Linked DNA regions of Homo sapiens: region 2 is linked to region 1. Evidence: read pairs that join two places in POLR2A ChIA-PET (ENCODE). Cell type or tissue: GM12878. All regions are shown on one strand. Links, peaks and the distances in the headings refer to the core of each region. The heading gives the core; the rest is flanking DNA. Region 1 has its middle 11 kb from the start of RNU6-1. Region 2 overlaps PIAS1 (protein inhibitor of activated STAT 1).

Region 1 (8,334 bases), core at 335-8,334:
CTTGCTGTTAATTCAATTAAAGAAAAATGAATTCATTACCTCCTCAGTATCCTGACATATTACCTTTGTGTGCTTGCTTAAATAAGATATCCTCTTATAAAGAGCAAGGATACTTTCTATCATAGGGAATACCAGTGTCTTAGCTACTTAAGGCCCTATGTCTCAATTACTTATATCACATGAAAATACCCAATGGGCTGTTTGAAAAATATAAATTTTAGTGTGGACATTTAAATGTATTATCATTTACTGACCAGCAAAAATGATTTTCATAGAGACAGGAAAATTTGGCTCAACCAAACACATGTTTGTAATGAACTGAAAACATGTATTTCTCGTTAAGAGTCAAGATTAGGCTCTGTTTTGTATCATAGAAAAGCAAATAACAGTGGCTTTAAGATGATAGAGGTTTATTTCTCTTTCACATGAAACAAGTTGTCTTTTAAGGACTTGTCTGGTAGCTCCATTGTGGCAGACAGCCAGGCTCGTTTATCCTTTAGGGCCACAATTCATGGTCCAAGATGCTTGCTAGAGCTCCAAGTTCCAAGCAGGAAAGGCAAGGGGGAGGCCATTACTGCCCCGAGTAAAATCCATAACTCAGCATACCACCTAACACTCAGGAGCACTCAGTACATGGTACTCTTGGCTGTTGCTCATCTTCCGTTCTGCACAACAACAAGAAGGAGGAAGGGAAGTCGTATTTACTAATACCATACAGGGTTCTCAGGACCATGCTGGACATTTACACATGATTGCATTCAACTTTCATAATCCAGTGAGGGTGGTGTAGCAGCAGGTTAAGTAGGAAGTGAGGCTGTATCCACATGTGGAGGTAGGAAATTGGAGGGGAAGGGTGGAATGTTTCCATAAGAAGCCGAAGGGCTTTCAAGAAGGAAGGGATGAAGCCTCCAACACTTGCTCTCTGAGATTCAAGTTAATACACATTTTCAGTGTGGATCAAATGGTCCTGACGAAGGTGCAGTGGCAGGAAAGTGTTAATTATGCTCTTAGAATAAAATTGCCATGAGCATAGAAAGTGAAGAGATTAACAAATTTTAAAAAGACATTAGAAAAGCTAGCAAAAGACTTGAACAGGTGCATCGCAAATTAGGAGCTCCAAATGGTGAATGTGAAAATGTCCTCAACATCTTTAATCATCAGGGGAATACAAAACCACCTCACAATTAACACTGAGAAGTCTGATAATGCTGTTAACTAAAAACTCAATCAATATATAAATTTGGAAAGGAGAGCTTTGTTTCTTATAAAGGGTTATAGCCAGCAAGGTGGCCATTCTGACAGGCTGGGAAGTGTTAGCCTTGGTCGAAGCCCAGAAACACACTTCAAGGGAGAGAGGGAAGGGTAAGACAGGAATTTAAGCTGAATGGTTGGCCAAGTATAGGTATTCAACAGGATACAGGAGGAGCTATGAATATTCATGGAGGTGGTCCTAATACATGCATACTTGAATAAACATGCATATTACATATGACCCATGTTCTCTTTGCAGTGGAGACTTTTAAATGTAACATTTAAATGTAGTACAGTTAGGTTCTATATGTCAAAAGGTCTTTTCAGGACACAAAGGCACTCAAGTGTGCAGTCTCTGTAAACCAGCCAGACCAGTCCATGGTTGGTGGTCTTCTCATCAGGAGAAAGTTAACTGAAATAACTCTTGTCCAATCAAAGCTGTAGTTATGTCTTGTGGAACAGGGGGTCAGTTAGGTAGCATCTGGCGATGGATTGAGTTGCAGATTATTTAATATGGCTTATTTCAAGGCCAGTGCTTGTTTAGCTGCTGGAGAAAAAGAAAAACATTGTGGCAGTTGGAACAGAGTTAATTTTTTAAGTGTAGGGGAGCGTAGTGACTTAACCCTTGCATTGCATGGCCTTAGGTGTTGTTTATAGTTTGATATAGTCATAAAGAGTCCATTCTATCAGTCTTATTATCTCTATTTTAACATTAAAGCTGATCAGTTGGGCTGGATGCAGTGGCTCACACTTGTAATCCCAGCACTTTGGGAGGCTGAGGTGAGAGGATCACTTGAGCCCAGGACTTGGAGGCTGCAAGGGAATTATGGTCATGCAACTTCACTCCAGACTGGGTGACAGAGTAAGACCCTGTCTCTAAAAAATAAATAAATAAATACAATGCTGCTCAGTTATTGTGTCCAGATTGCAATATGACCTCTTGTCTCGTCATGACCAGGAACTCAGTTTTTAAGTCCTGTTGGCCAAGAGTGGGGGCTCCATTCAGTCAGTTGGGGGGCTTAGAATTTTATTTTTAGTTTACAATGCCAAGTGCTGATGAGGAAGTAGAGCAACCAAGATATGAGAATATATGTCTGGGGAGTGGGGAGATTGGTGCAACCACTTTGGAAAATGGCATACTCCTAAAATTGAAGATAAGTATACCTTATGACTCAGTTGTTCCTTTCTAGTTACATGCCCTAGAGAAACTCATGCATATGAGCACCAAGTTACAGGTAAAAGAATGTTCAAGGTAGCATTGTCTGTAATGGTCCCAAACTGGAAACAACTCAAGTGCCCATCAACAGAAGAATGGATATCCACACTGTGGTATATTCATGCAATAGAATACTATGCAGTCATGAAAATGAATCAACTACAGTTATTAGGTTGGCGCAGAAGAAATTGTGTTTTTTTGCCATTGAAAGTAATGGCAAGAACCACAATTACTTTTGCACCAACCAATACCTCCAGTGTTAGGGGCTGAATTATATCCCCCACTTCTACCTCCAAATTTGTATGTTGAAATCCCAACCCCTAGTACTGTAAAGTGTGACCATATTTGGAGATTGGGTCTTTAAAGGGGTAATTAAATTAAAATGAGGTTATTGGATGGACCCTAATCCAATATGGCTGATGTCCTTATTAGAAGAGGAAATCTGGACACAGACATGCACAGAGAAAAGGCCATGTAAAAACAGAGAAAATGTAGCTGTTGACAAGCCAAGGAGAGGACCTTAGGGGAAACCAACCCTGCCAACACCTTGATCTTGGGCTTCTAGCTTCCAGAACTGTGAGAGAATTAATTTCTGCTGTTTAAGCCACCCAGTCTGTGGAACTTTGTTAGGCACCCCTAACCCCCCAGCAGACTAACACACCAGCAATGTGGACAGATCTTGTAAACATGATACTGAGTGGAAGAAGGCACTAATAACATATACAGAACTATACCATTTATATAAAGTTCAAAATTAGGCAAGACCAAACTATTGTTTAAGGTCGTATATACAAATGGTAAAATGATGAAAGCAAGGAAGTTACCAAAAATAAGAAAATGGGAGGCGACACATAAAGGCTTCTGGGAGTGGGGGGTTGGGGTCGCCTAACAGTTCCACAGACTGGGTGGCTTAAACAGCAGAAATTAATTTGCCTGTTTCTTCACTTGGGTGCTGGTTACTCAGGTGTTCTCCCTAGAGTTGTGCACTGAACTGAACATTTATGTGTTGTGCACGTTGCAGTATTTATAATAAAATGCTGTAAAAGGAAGACAGAAGCAGGTGGGGGAAGAGGAGAAGCAGAGAGAGAAGGAACGAGGAGGGGGAAAAGGAGGGAAAGGAGGAAGGACGAGAAGCGGGAGGGGAAGAAATAAATCAGTGGGCTGGCCTCTTACCAAGTGGTGTGGTCTAAGAGCTGTGAGACCACAGCTGTCAGTTAAAGGTGGGTCCCAAGCTCAGGTGCTGCCTCTGAGTGTGAACCTGAGCCCAGAATCTCTCCCCTAGAGAAGGGCTTAGAAACTTTGTAACCTTGGGAAAGCCAGAGTATTTTTCTGAGATTTGTTTCTACATCTTTAGACCGGGGAAGATAAACACCTCTCAATAAATGTAAGGCTCTTCCTTTTACTAATTCAGGTCTCTGCTCTCATGTCACCTCCTCCAGGAAGCCTTCCCTAATGATCTTTTGAAAATAGCACCTCTTGGCTGGGTGAGGTGGGTATGCACCTGTGGTCCCAGCTATTTGGGAGCCTGAGGCAGGAGAATCGCCTGAGCCCAGGAGGCTGGGGTTGCTATGAGTCATGATTGCACCACTGCACTCCAGCCTTGGCAGCAGAGCGAAATCCTGACAAAAAAAAAAAAAAAAAAAAAAAAAAAAGGAAAAATAGCACCTTGATGTGGCTTGGCTCTGTGTCCTCACCCAAATCTCATCTCAAATTGTAATCCCCACATGTTGTGAGAGGGGCCTGATTGGAGGTGATTGGATCATGGGCAGACATCCCCCTTGTTATTCTCCTAATAGTGAGTCAGTTCTCATGAGATCTGGTTGTTTGAAAGTGTGTGGCACTTCCCCCTTTGCTCTCGCTCTCTCTCCTGCTCTACCATGGTCAGATGTGCTTGCTTCCCCTTCGCCTTCCACCATGATTGTAAGTTTCCTGAGGCCTTCCAGTCTTGCTTCCTGTTAAGCCTGCAGAACTGTGAGTCAGTAAAACTTCTTTTCTTCATAAATTATCCAGTTTCAGATAGTTTTGTTTTGTTTTGAGACAGAGTTTCCCTCTGTCGCCCAAGCTGGGAGTGCAGTGGTGCAATCTTGGCTCACTGCAACCTCCACCTCCTGGGTTCAAGTGATTCTTCTGCCTCAGCCTCCTGAGTAGCTGGGATTACAGGCACCCACCACCATGCCTGGCTAATTTTTGTATTTTTAGTAGAGATGGGGTTTCACCATGTTGGCCAGACTGGTCTTGATCTCCTGACCTCAAGTGATCCACCCACCTTAGCCTCCCAAAGTGCTAAGATTACAGGCATGAGCCACTGTGTCTGGCCTCAGGTAGTTCTTTATAGCACTGTGAAATGGACTAAGTACCTCCTTTCATTCTTTTTCCATTTATTTTTCTTTACAGTACTTAATACTGTTGATAAGTATTTATCACTGAAATTATGTCAAGTATTTGTGCATGAGGAGGAGCAGGATTTTTGTTTTGCTCCCCATTGTATTCCTAGTGCCTGAAACAGTATCTGACACATAGTAGATGCTCAATACATATTTGCAGTTAGTTTGGGTGTGTTGGCTCACATCTGTAATCCTAGCACTTTGGGAGGCCAAAGCAGGAGAATCACTTGAGGTCAGAAGTTCGAGACCAGCCTGGCCAACATGGCAAAACCCTGTCTCTACTAAAATACAAAAATTAGCCAGTGTAGTGGCACACGCCTGTAATCCCAGCTACTCCAGAAGCTGAGGCATGAGAATTACCTGAACCTAGGAGGCAGAGGCTGCAGTGAGCCAAGATTGTGCCACTGCACTCCAGCCTGGAGGACAAGAGCAAGACTTCGTCTCAAAAAAAAAAAAAAAAAAGAAAAGAAAAGAAAAGAAAAAATTTGCTGTTACAAACATTAGATAATAATTTTGTGATGCCAGGCACCTGAGGCACTCAATAAATGCTCGTTCTCTCCTCCCCTTTTAGCTGAGAACCTCACCCTCATTTCCTGGAGCTGGCAGCCCCTTATCTTTTTCCTTCCCCCCTCCAACCTGGGACTGAGAAAGTGCCTACAACTGACGCCTCTGATCAGTAGCAACATTTCACCCCCTGGGGCCAATCTGGCCCATCATCTGTCCCCTCCCCACACCCTTGCCAAGGGTCACAGTCTCCCTGCCCCAGGGGAGGGTCCCTTTCCCTCAGAGGGGCCGAGCTGCCCCTGGGTGACCCAGGCTCCAAGTGCTTACAGCACTTTGGGTGCATGGACTGTTGCCTCCATTGATAATTTACTGTTGTGGGCTTAGAGTGAGGCCCTGAAAACCCGCCATAAAGGTTTCTCTCACTCCTTCACCCTCATTAATTGCTCCCGCCTCCCTGTTCTTCCCACTCAGATGCCTATATTTAGTGCTGATTTTCTTCTGCCTTGTTTAGAGTTAGTTGTTTACTTGTTTGCTTCCCCTGCCACCTCCCAGACCATGAACCCAGCTGTGAGGGGCCAGACTTTATTCATTGCTGTACTCCCAGTGAAGTGGCACCATTCGCCTGGGGGGATACCTGAGGTTCATTGTCTCATGCCAGGGAAATCAAGGACATGGACACACAAGGAGTGAGGTTGAGAGCGGAGGTTTAATAGAAGGAGGCCAGGCATGGTGGCTCACACTTGTAATCCTAGCACTTTGGGAAGCCAAGGTGGGTGGATCACGAAGTCAAAAAGATCGAAACCATCCTGGCCAACATGATGAAATCCCGTCTCTACTAAAAATACAAAAATTAGCTGGGTGTGGTGGTGCACGACTGTAGTGCCAGCTACAGGCTGAGGCAGGAGAATCACTTGAACACGGGAGGTGGAGGTTGTAGTGAGCTGAGATCACACGACTGCACTTCAGTCTGGTGACAAAGTGAGACTCCATCTCAAAAAAAAAAAAAAAAAAAGGCGAAAGAAAGAGAAAACCTTTCTCCTACAAGGAGAGGGGTCCTGAGCAGGTTTCCAGTCCACAGTGAAATGCAGGGTTTTATAGATGAGCTTGAGAAGGTAGCGTCTGATTTACATAGAGCACGAAAGAGTGCTTGGACCAGGTGTGCCATTTGCATAAGGCATGAAAAAGTGGTTAGGACTAGGTATGCTATTTGCATAGTGTGTAAAAGTCTGGCCACCCCCACCCTAATCTTTTATTATGCAGATGAGCTTTCTACCTGGCTGGCACCATGTTGCCTGTTCCTTTACTGTACACATGGTGACAAAAGGGAAGTTGAAGCCTCCATATTGAACATACCTGGCCCTCAGGTAACCCTTTTCTATTGGCACAGGTGCTGGCATTCGCCCGTGCAAGCTTCCAGCTTGCTTATCTGTTTGCAGCTCGATTTTTCAGGCTGCTCTTTGTTAGAAAAGCAATGATTTTGGGCTGCTTTTTGTTGAAAGGGAATTTCTGCCGAGGACTCTTACCCTCACGATCTGCCTGAATAATTTCTTTCTGTCTCCTGTATCACCAGCACCTGGCACAGCACCTGAATTTTAAATCTTATTTATTTATTTATTTATTTATAGAGACAAGTTCTTGCTCTGTCGCCTAGGCGACACTATAACATCAACCTCCTGGCCTCAAGTGATCCTCCCACTTTGGCCTCCCAAAGTGTTGGGATTATAGGTGTGAGCCACCACACCTGGCCTTAATAGACACATTTTTTTCTTTAAAGCTTCTGTTACAAAGGACAGATAAGAGGATTTCAAGAGTTAAGATGACCACAGATCAAACTTCCTTGATGTGCCATCTTCCAACTTAAATTCGAAAGCTACTTGAGACACAGAAAAAGACAAAAACTGAGAACCATTCAGAAAACTTAGTGGTCAGTTGTTGGCCAGAGTCCAAGATGGAAATTTCCCTAATAACCTGCCACTGGGGCTGGGGGAAGTCACATGGTAGGTGGCCTGTGCATACTTTGCCCTCTAAAGTGGCCCAGAACCTGCAGACAGGAAGCTTGCAGGGAGAAGCTTAGGCCCTCATTCACTGTACAGGGCTGCACTCACCAGCAAATGGGCAGCACACTCCTAACACTCAAGTATGGTTTTCTGAGGCAGTCACTTCTGTCCACCCTCACCCCTTCCGTTAGACTGTCTCTGCCTGTGTCTGTGGGGACACTGTGGCACTCAGTACCTCTGAGCAGGGAGCAGGGCAGGACTGATGAGGAGGTGGCCTAAAAGGCACGCTCGCCTAATGCAGGGACCCTACAGATGGAAAGAGTGCGGTTTTATTTCAAAATATCTGATACACAGTAATATAGATACCTTGTAGTACTTAAATCGTATTAACCCAGTTTGAAGGTCTTTGGCTTTTAGTATCATGCGTTTATTTTTATGTTGGCATGTTTGGTTTTATTTCTTTTATTTTGGTTTATGCCTTCTCTTTTTCATGTTTGTTTTTGTTTTTGCCTTCTATGATAAGCAAAATTGCATGATGATGTATTTTTTATTTATTTATTTTTTTTTTGAGATGGAGTCTAGCTCTGTTGCTCAGGCTGGAGTGCAGTAGCACAATCTCGGCTCACTGCAACCTCCACCTCCCGGGTTCAAGCGATTCTCCTGCCTTAGCCTCCCAAGTAGCTGGGATTACAGGCGCCCACCACCATGCCCAGCTAATTTTTGTATTTTTAGTAGAGACAGGGTTTCACTGTGTTGGCCAGGGTGGTCTCGAACTCCTGACCTGATGATCCGCCCACCTCGGCCTCCCAAAGTGCTGGGATTACAAGCGTGAGCCACCGCGCCTGGCCCTTTTTTTTTTTTTTTTTTAAGACAGAATCTCGCTATGTTGCCCAGGCTGGAGTGCAGTGGCGCGATCTCAGCTCACTGCAACCTCCGCCTCCTGGATTCAAGTGATTCTCCTGCCTCAGCCTCCTAAGTAGCT
Region 2 (9,128 bases), core at 1-8,000, 260 kb after region 1:
TAATTAGAGGTATGAATTGGATGTTAAATTGTTCAGGAGTACCTAATTGGCCGTTAAAAAGTAAAATTCCTATCCTGCAATTTAACACTAATATCAAAATGGTTTAAAGATTTAAATGCTTAAAAATGAAATAGTATCAGAGGAAAGTACAGGTTGCGTTGAAATAAATGCATAGATAATATTTAAATAATATTGAGGTGAGGAAGGAATTTTCCCTAGCGTAAAACTACTGAGAGTTCATTAAGATTTTATTGTGGAGATTCAAAAAGAAAGGTTTATTATACTAAACGGGAAAATGAATAAACTAAGGGGGAATATTTGAAATATGACCATAGTACATATTTTAATATAGAAAGGACTGTTAGAAACAATTTGTGTGTGGATTGGGGGTGCTTAATCCTACCTGGCCATCATACAGTATTACCCTAGTCCATACACTCTCCATACACTTTCTTAGGTGACTTTTGTATCTTATTCTCTTACTACATACTTCCAACAACTGTTGTTGAGCCGTAACTCTTTGGTGATTACTTTGCGTTTTATTTCTTCCTCACTGAGAAAATGGAACCAATCAGAAGATAACTTATAAAGGCTTCCACCAATATATACCTTATGCCCATGTGCCTACATCTCTGTCCGTTTACCGTATATGTTTTCTTCTGTAACTGAGGGTGAATGCTCTGGTATCTGTACTGAGACCAGATTCTACACTTGCACATTAGATCCTACTCACTTGCTTATTCAAGGATATTGCTTAGTAATTCTTTCTCTGCTACATTATCAATTTTTTGCCTCTTTACTAGCTCAGTCCCCCATCTTAAAAAAACTACTTTTCTCCTAATTTCCCTCCAGCTACATCCCTATTTTCTTTTCCTTCACCACAAATTCCTTTCCAGAGATGTCTCAATTTACTGTCTTTGATTTCTTTCCTCCTTTCTCTCATGAACCCTTTCCAGGTAGGTTTTTGACTAGCTCATGCCAAAGAAACTGTTGTTATCTAGGTCATCAGTGACCATTATACCACCAAAAAAAAGTAGTCATTTCCCAGTTTGGAAGAATTAAATCTTTTTAAAAAATGTAAAGAATGCCTACTACAGCCTAATAGGGTGGTTCACAATACAGAAAAAGGCCAATAAGGGTATGAAAAGTAGTCAATTTCTAGAAAGTCAAAGAAATGCAAATTTAAGACAATAAGATGTTTCTTATTCACTGTCCAGTGTCGGCAAGGAAATCTAGAACTCTCATATACCATTTGGTTATGCAAATGAAAATTGGTACATTTCTGGAAGCAATTTGACAATTTTTACAAGAGCTTTAAAATTGTGTTCGTCTTTTGACTTGCCCATTCTGTTTCTAAGAGTATGTCTCGGAAATAACACACAAATGCATGATGCATCCACCCACATACAACCAGGGAGGGAAGGATTCATCAAGGCATTAATTCTGGAAGGGAAACATGAAAATGACCTAAGTGTTTGACAATAGGAGATTGGTTAAAGTATGCTACATCTATATGGTAGAATACCAAGTAGCTACTTAAAATGATGACATTGGTTTGTTTATTTATTTGAAATTATTTTAAACTTTTTTCACATCAAGTTGCCATTAAAGATATGTTTATTAACATGGAAAGACTTTAATATGTTTTAAGAAGTGTATTCAATGCAAATTTTGTGGGGAACAAAGTATATTACATGCATGTGGTTATATGTGTGCACATACATAGGTACATATCAATGTATGTATAGGAAAATGCCTAGAAGATTGTATACCAAAATGTTTTTCAGCTGCTGTCAAGTAGTACAATTTTAGATGTTCTTTTAAAACTTGGAATGCTTGCATTAACAACAACAAAAAAAGAAAATGAAAGTTTTGCAAAAGAAAGAAAATCAATATCCCAATTATAGTCTGCTTACTTTTTCTGGTTTTACATTCAAACATTGATCATTAGACTTGGTTCATAGCTGGCTGGCTTGAACTGACCCAGTCCTGTTTCATAACCCTGCTGGACTTAAAACAGCCTAATGGTCTGCCAGCTGTGAGAGAATAGATGAGCCAGATAAAGTGTATTTACCATACTTTTAACTCCTGAGCTGCTTGGGAGTCTTTATAGACTCCTTTGATTAAGTCTACCAGGAGACCAGCTACTAACTCAGTAAACTAATCTGAGGAATAATGTAAAGTTAGAATAACTAGGATAGGTAGAGTTAAACTCCAGAGAAAAAAGGTGATGAAAAGTATAAGGCAAGCTTATTAAGGATGGGCTTATTAGGAACCTGATAAAAGGATGTGATAAAAATGAAATCAAAGGGTTTTACAGTGCTAAAGTTTAATAGTATTACATGTTGGAATTGTTTCCTGTTTCTTAGTATAGGTAATTTCTGTATGAATGGAAAATTCATGTGTAATTTTTGTTGTACTCCAAAGAACTTTAGCCACAATTTATTGTGAAATATTTGCAACCTTGAAAATTCAGAAATCTAGCAATAGGATCTCTCTCTGTCTCTCTCTTGCTCTAGCAAACGACTGCATATATTTCATACACACACACACACACACACACACACACACACTTATATACATGTATAGTATATTGGTTTTGTATAAGGTATAAAAAGCAAATTATTATAAAAACAATACATATGCTCAATGTGAAGAATTTTGTAAATAAAAGTTACAAAGGAGTCAATTTTTGCTGCCTTTTTCAATCTTTCAACGCATAATATGTAAATTTGCTTATTTATGCTCTATACTTCATGTTTATATCTTGTCTTTTTCACTTAATATTTTATGACTGTATTCTCATATCATTAAGTATTCTTTCCTTTAAAAATTCCCATTTAAAGATAGTCAAAGCAATATGAATTTGTTAATGATTTAGTATATGAATTGGAGAAAACATATTTTCTGCAGTCTTCTTTCTTAATGGGAGCTGACAGCCTAATGATGAAACTATATCATTCCAGCTATATTTTAAAAAATTACATAGTTGTCAAGTTTTTGTTTGACTAAGTCAGAGGGTTCATTAAAGATTGTAAGGCTGACATTCGTAGATAGGAACTTTAGTTTCACTTTCCCTAAGACAGCAAGAAATATTCTATAACAGAAAGATGACTATTTTTAGCTTTTCTTTCTGCTGGTGAGGTGGAATAGCAAATATTTTTAGAGCAATTGAAAGTACAGCCTCTTAGATTAGCTCAGTGTTTCTATCATCAGAATCTCAATTATTTTATGTATCTAGATTTTTTTTTTACTTCCAATGTTTTGAGTTTATGTAAATTGCAACATGATTCGTCTTTTTATTTTTGATCTAGTTCGTTTCTCTGTGGAACAATATAAAAGATGAAATTTCTAAAACCTTAACTTTTCTTTCTGCACTTTTTATGTATTTTGAGTTGTAATTATATTCTGCTTATTGTGGGCAGTTCTCTTCTTTCTTGGAGATGAAACTTTGATAATTAATACTTACGGGGAGATGGTGTTACAAATCTTCTCTCATAATAGGCTCTTAATATTCACAAGAGAGATCCCCCATGACCATTGTAAGTACCCTTAATTATGAACACCACTAGAACATTTCATCTTTCCCCAAAACGATGCCATAGGATAAGTGAAAATTTGAGGGACTTCTGTTTTTACCCTTAATGAAGGACATCTTGGTTGCTTCCAGGTTTTGGCAGTATAAATAAAGGTGCTGTAAGCATCCATGTGGAGGGCTTTATGTGGACATATGTTTTCAGCTCCTTTAGGTAAATACTAAGGAGTGTGATTGTGGGACTATATGGTAAGAGTATGTTTAGCTTTGTAAGAAACTGTCAAACTCTCTTCCACAGTACATGGTGCTATACTGTAAATGGTATTTTTTTTATTTCAGTTTCTGATTGTTTGCTGTTATTATATGGAAATACGACTGGTTTTTGTATAGCATCTTCACCTTGCTAAATTCGATTGTTCTAGAAGCGTTTTGTAGATTCTATTGAATTTTCTACATAGGTCATATTTTCTATGAATAGACAGTTTTACTCTTTTCCAGTCTTGATGCATTTTTCTTGCTTTATTGTGCTGGCAAGAACCTTCAGTATAATGTTGAATAGAAATGGTAAGAGTGGATGTCACTGCCTCATTCCTAATTTTTGAGGGAAAACATTGATTCTTTCACGTCTCAGTAAAGTGTTTCCTGTAAATTTTCATAGCTGTCTATTATCGATTTGAAGATGTTTACTTCTATTCCTGGTTTCTGGAGAGTGTTTATTAGGAATGGTTGTTGGGTTTTTGTCAAATGCGTTTTCCTCATCTATTGAGCTGTTAATATGGTGTTTCTTTTTTAGTGCGTTAATATGGTGACTTGATTTTTGAATGGTGAACCAGCCTTGTATTTTTGCAACAAATCTCCCTTAGTTATGATAAATTATTGTTTTTCCATATGGTTGGATTTTATTTGCTAAAGTTTTATTAAGAGTGTTTGCATTTATGTTCATGACAGGTAAATGGTTGGTAATTTTTTGTCTAATAAGGTCTTGGTCTCATTTTGGTACCAAAGTAGTACTGGCTTCATAGAATGAGTTAAGCATTTCTTTCTTTTCCATTTTTTTTTGGCGAGGATGGGGAAGAGTTTGTGTAGAATCAATATTTTTTCTTGTCAGGTAGAATTCTTCAGTGTTTTGAAAACATTTATGTAGGGTTGGTATTATTTTTTTCTTAAGTATTTGGTAGAAGTCCCCCGAGAATACACATGGGCCTAGAGTTTTCTTTCAGAGAAGTTATCAAATTACAAATTCAGATTCTTGTAGGGCTATTCAGGTTATCTTTTTTCTTAAGTAAACTTTGGTAGTTTTTTGTCTTAAGACATTTGTCCATTCTTGCTGAGTTATAAGTTTTTGTCATAAAGGTACGCCAAATATTAATAATATTCTCTTCACATCCATAGAATATGTAGTGATATAACCTCTTATTCCTGATATCGACAATCTATGTCTTTTCTTCTTTGTTCTCTTGATTAGTCTTGCTAGAGATTTCATTTTGATTTTCAAGAAGAAACCAGCTTTTGGTGTCACTGATTTTTCTATATTTTTGTTTTTCAATTTGATTATTTTCTGCTCTGATCTTTATTATTTTCTTTCTCCTGATTCCTTTGGGTTTCATTTCTCTTCTCTTTTTTTAGTTTCTTAAGGTATAAACTGAAACCATTGATTTAAGACCTTTTTTTTCTAATATAGGCATTTTAGAGCTGTAAATTTCTCTCTAAATACTGCTTTAGCTGTATCCCACAACTTGTGATATTTTTTGTTTTCATTTTCATTCAGTTCAAAATATTTTGTAGTTTTCCTTTTGATATCTTTGACCCAGGGGTTATTTAGAAGTGTAATAGTTCCCAAATATTTGGGCATTTTCCTGATATAGTTCTTGTTTTTTAAACTAACACATAAAAATTGTACATATTTATGGCGTACAATGTGATGTTTCAGTACATGTATAAATTGTGTAGTGTTCAGGTCAGAATAATTTGCATGAGGCCTTAAACATTCATTGTCTGTTTGTGATGAGGACATTGAAAAACCTCCCTTCTAGCGTTTTTTTGTTGTTGTTTTTGTTTTTTTGTTGCTGTTTCGTTTCTTGAGACAAAGTCTCATTCTGTCTTGCCCAGGCTGGAGTACAGTGGCATGATACTGTTTCACTGCAGCCTCTGCCTCCCGGGTTCAAGTATTTCTCCTCCCTCAGCCTCCCGAGTAGCTGGGACTACAGGTGTGCGCCACCACACCTGGCTAATTTGTATTTTTAGTAGAGTTGGGGTTTCACCATGTTGGCCAGGCTGGTCTCGAACTCCTGACCTCAGGTGATCCACCTGCCTTGGCCTCCCAGAGTGCTGGGATTACAGGTGTGAGCTGCCATGCCTGGCCCCTTCTTGCTATTTTGAAATATGCAATACATTATTGTTAACTCTAGTTATGCTACCATGCGTTAGAACACGAGAATTTATCTATCTAACTGTAGCTTTGTACTTGTGGACCAATCTCTGCCTATTTCTCTTCCCTCTGTCCTCCCCAGAGTTCTCGTACCCCTATTCTATTCTCTACTTCTGTGAGAACAGCCTTTCAGATTCCACATGTGGATGAAATCGTGAGATATTTGTCTTACTATGCATGGCCTATTTCACTTAATGTCTTCCAGGTTTATCCGTGTTGCCACAAAAGACAGGATTTTATTCTTTTTGTGGCTGAATAGTATTCTATCATGTCTCCATACCACATTTTCTTCATCCATTCGTCTCTCTGTGGACATTTAGGTTGATTTCATATCTTGCGATTGTGAGTAGTGCCACAATAAACATAGTTCAGATATCTTTTTCACATGCTGATTTCATTTCCTTTGGGTGTATATCCAGTAGTGGGATTGCTAGATCATATGGTAGTTCTATTTTTAATTTTTTGAGAAACCTCCATACTGTTTTCAGTAATGACTGTACTAATTAACATTCCCACCATCATTATGTTAAGGGTTCCCTGTTCTCCTTATCCTTACCAACACTTGTCTTCTGGTTTTGTGTAGAGTCAGAGTAGGCCAGGTGCAGTGGCTCACGCCTGTAATCCCAGCACTTTGGGAGGCCGAGGAGCGGGGCAGATCACCTGAGGTCAGGAGTTTGGGACCAGCTTGGTCAACATGGTGAAATCCTGCCTCTACAAAAATTAGCCAGATGTGGTGGTGTGCACCTGTAGTCCCAGCTACTCTGGAGGCTAAGACATGAGAATCACTTGAACCTGGGAGGTGAAAGTTGCAGTGAGCCAAGATTGCGCCACTACACCCCAGCCTGGATGACAGAACGAGTGTCTGTCTCAAAAAAAAAAAAAAAATAATAATAAATAAATAAAGAGTCACAGTCTTGCTCTGTCTCCGAGGCTAGAGTGCGGTGGCACAATCATAGCTCACTGCAGCCTTGACCTCCTGGGCTGAAGTGATCCTCCTGCCTTAGCCTCCCAAGTTGCTGAGACTATAGGCATGCACCACCATGCCCTGCTAAGTCTTTTAATTTTTTTCTTTTGGAAATGGGTTGTCACTATGTTCTGCAAGCTGGTCTCTAACTCCTCGCCTCAAGCGATCCTCCCACCTCAGTCTCCTGAGTCACTGGAATTACAAGTGTGATCCACTGTGCCCAGCTGTCTTGATTTTTTGACAGTAGCCATTCTAACTGGAGTGAGGTGATTTCTCACTGTAGTTTTGATTGATTTGCATTTCCCTTATTATTAGTGATGTTGAACATTTTTTCATATATCTGCTAGCCGTATGTATGTCTTCTTTTAAGAAATATCTAAATTCAAAGTGAATTAGAGATTTAAATGTAAGATCGGAAACTATGAAAATAGTAGGAAAAAAACATAGGAGAAAAGCTCTGTGACATTGGTCTAGACAAGGCTTAAACCTTGAAAGCACAGAGAACAAAAGCAACTATAGACACATGGCATTAAATTAAACTAAAAAGCTTCTGCACAGCAAAGGAAACAATCAAGAGAGCACAACAACCTACAGAATGGGAGAATATATTTGCAACCTATACATCTGATAAGGGGTTAATATATAAAGAACTCAAACAACTCAGCAGCAACAAACCAAATAACCCAATTAAAAACTGGGCAGGCCGGGGCATGGTGGCTCACACCTGTAATCCCAGCATTTCGGGAGGCCGAGGTGGGTGGATCACTTGAGGTCAGGAGTTTGAGACCAGCCTGGCCAACATGGTGAAACCCCATCTCTACCAAAAAAAAAAAAAAAAAAAAAAAAAAAGTATATATATATGTACACATACACACACACATACTCCAGACGTGGTGGCGCACACCTGTAATCCCAGCTACTTGGGAGGCTGAGGCAGGAGAATTGCTTGAACCCGGGAGGCTGAGGTTGCAGTGAGCCAAGATCATGCCACTGCACTCCAGCCTGGGCAACAGAGCAAAACTCCATAAAAAAAAAAAGTAAATGGGCAAAAGACCTGAATAGACATTCCTAATATATTTCTGTTATTTAGTTTAATTGAATTCTACTGTGGGACAGTATACTTTGTATGACTTGAATCCTCTTAAGTTAATTGAGATTTGTTTTTGACTCAGAATATGGTCTATCTTGGTAAATGTTCTGTGTGCATTTGAAAAAATACACATTCTGCTGTTGTTGAGTGGAGTGTTCTATAAATTTCAAAGATCAGATTGGTTGGTAATATTGTTCAAAGTCTTCTGTATTCTTCCAATTTCCTGTCCAGTTGTTCTATCACTTATTGAGAGAGGGATGTTAAAATCTTTGCTCATAATTGTGGATTTGTTTATTTCTCATTGTAGTTCTATCAGTTTTTGCTTCATGTATTTGGAAGCTCTACTATTATGTACATGTCCTCTTGACCCCTTTGTCACTATACAGTGACTCTCTCTATCCCTAGTAATATTTTTTGTTCTGAAATCTACTTTCTCTGACAGCTTTGGTTTTTGTTGTTTGCTTTTTGCTTTTGTTTTTATTTTTTAAAGATGGGGTCTACTGTGTTGCCCAGGCTGGATTCAGACTCCTGGGCTGAAGCGATCCTTCTGCCTCAGTGTCCTGAGTAGGTGGGACTACAGGCCCATGCCACCATGCCCAGGTCATCCAGCTTTGTTTTGGTCATGGTATATCTTATCCTTCTTTGTTACCATGATGTATCTTTTCTATACTTTTACTTTCAACCAATTTGTGTTCTTATACTTAAAGTGGATTTCTTAAAAACAGGTTATAGTTGTCTTTTTTTTTTTAACTCTCTCATATCTGCCAGTCTGATAATATCAGCCTTTTAATTGGGTTATTTAGACTATTTACATTTTATGCTATTGTTGATATGGTTGCTTTTAAATTTACCATCTTGGTATTTATTTTCTTTTTGTCTTATCTGTTATTTTATTCCTCTTTCCCCTTTTTCATATGCCTTCTCTAGGATGATTTTTTAATGATTCAATTTTTGTCTCCTTTGTTGGCTTATTAACTATAACTCTTTGTTGTGTTATTTTAGTGGATGCTTTAGGTTTTGTAGTATACGTCTTTAATTCGTCACGACCCTACTTCAGGTGACATTTTACCACTTTACAACAGTTCATTTTTATTTTCCCCCTCCTGGTCTT

The links. ChIA-PET counts read pairs that join two places held together with the same protein. Peaks named below come from ENCODE experiments on the same cell type or tissue, not always from the same donor. Only the 100,000 strongest peaks of a DNase experiment are listed, where the experiment ranks them.
Region 2: POLR2A ChIA-PET joins it to region 1 with 8 read pairs; 2 of 35 experiments call an interaction of 5 or more read pairs at or near these places.

Annotation. Positions count from the first base shown.
Region 1 is chr15:67,847,127-67,855,460 of GRCh38, forward strand. No RefSeq gene overlaps it. Among named protein-coding and RNA genes, the nearest start is that of RNU6-1, 11 kb to the left of the region's middle. RefSeq lists enhancers at 5,713-6,270, 6,271-6,826. In GM12878, for the core only: no CTCF peak of the experiment used is centred there; DNase peaks (open chromatin) are centred at 4,000, 4,305 and 7,315; H3K27ac peaks cover 235 bases.
Region 2 is chr15:68,111,489-68,120,616 of GRCh38, forward strand. The region is part of intron 2 of PIAS1 (protein inhibitor of activated STAT 1); the gene reads left to right. Among named protein-coding and RNA genes, the nearest start is that of PIAS1, 62 kb to the left of the region's middle. In GM12878, for the core only: no CTCF peak of the experiment used is centred there; no DNase peak of the experiment used is centred there; H3K4me3 peaks cover 857 bases; H3K27ac peaks cover 1,847 bases.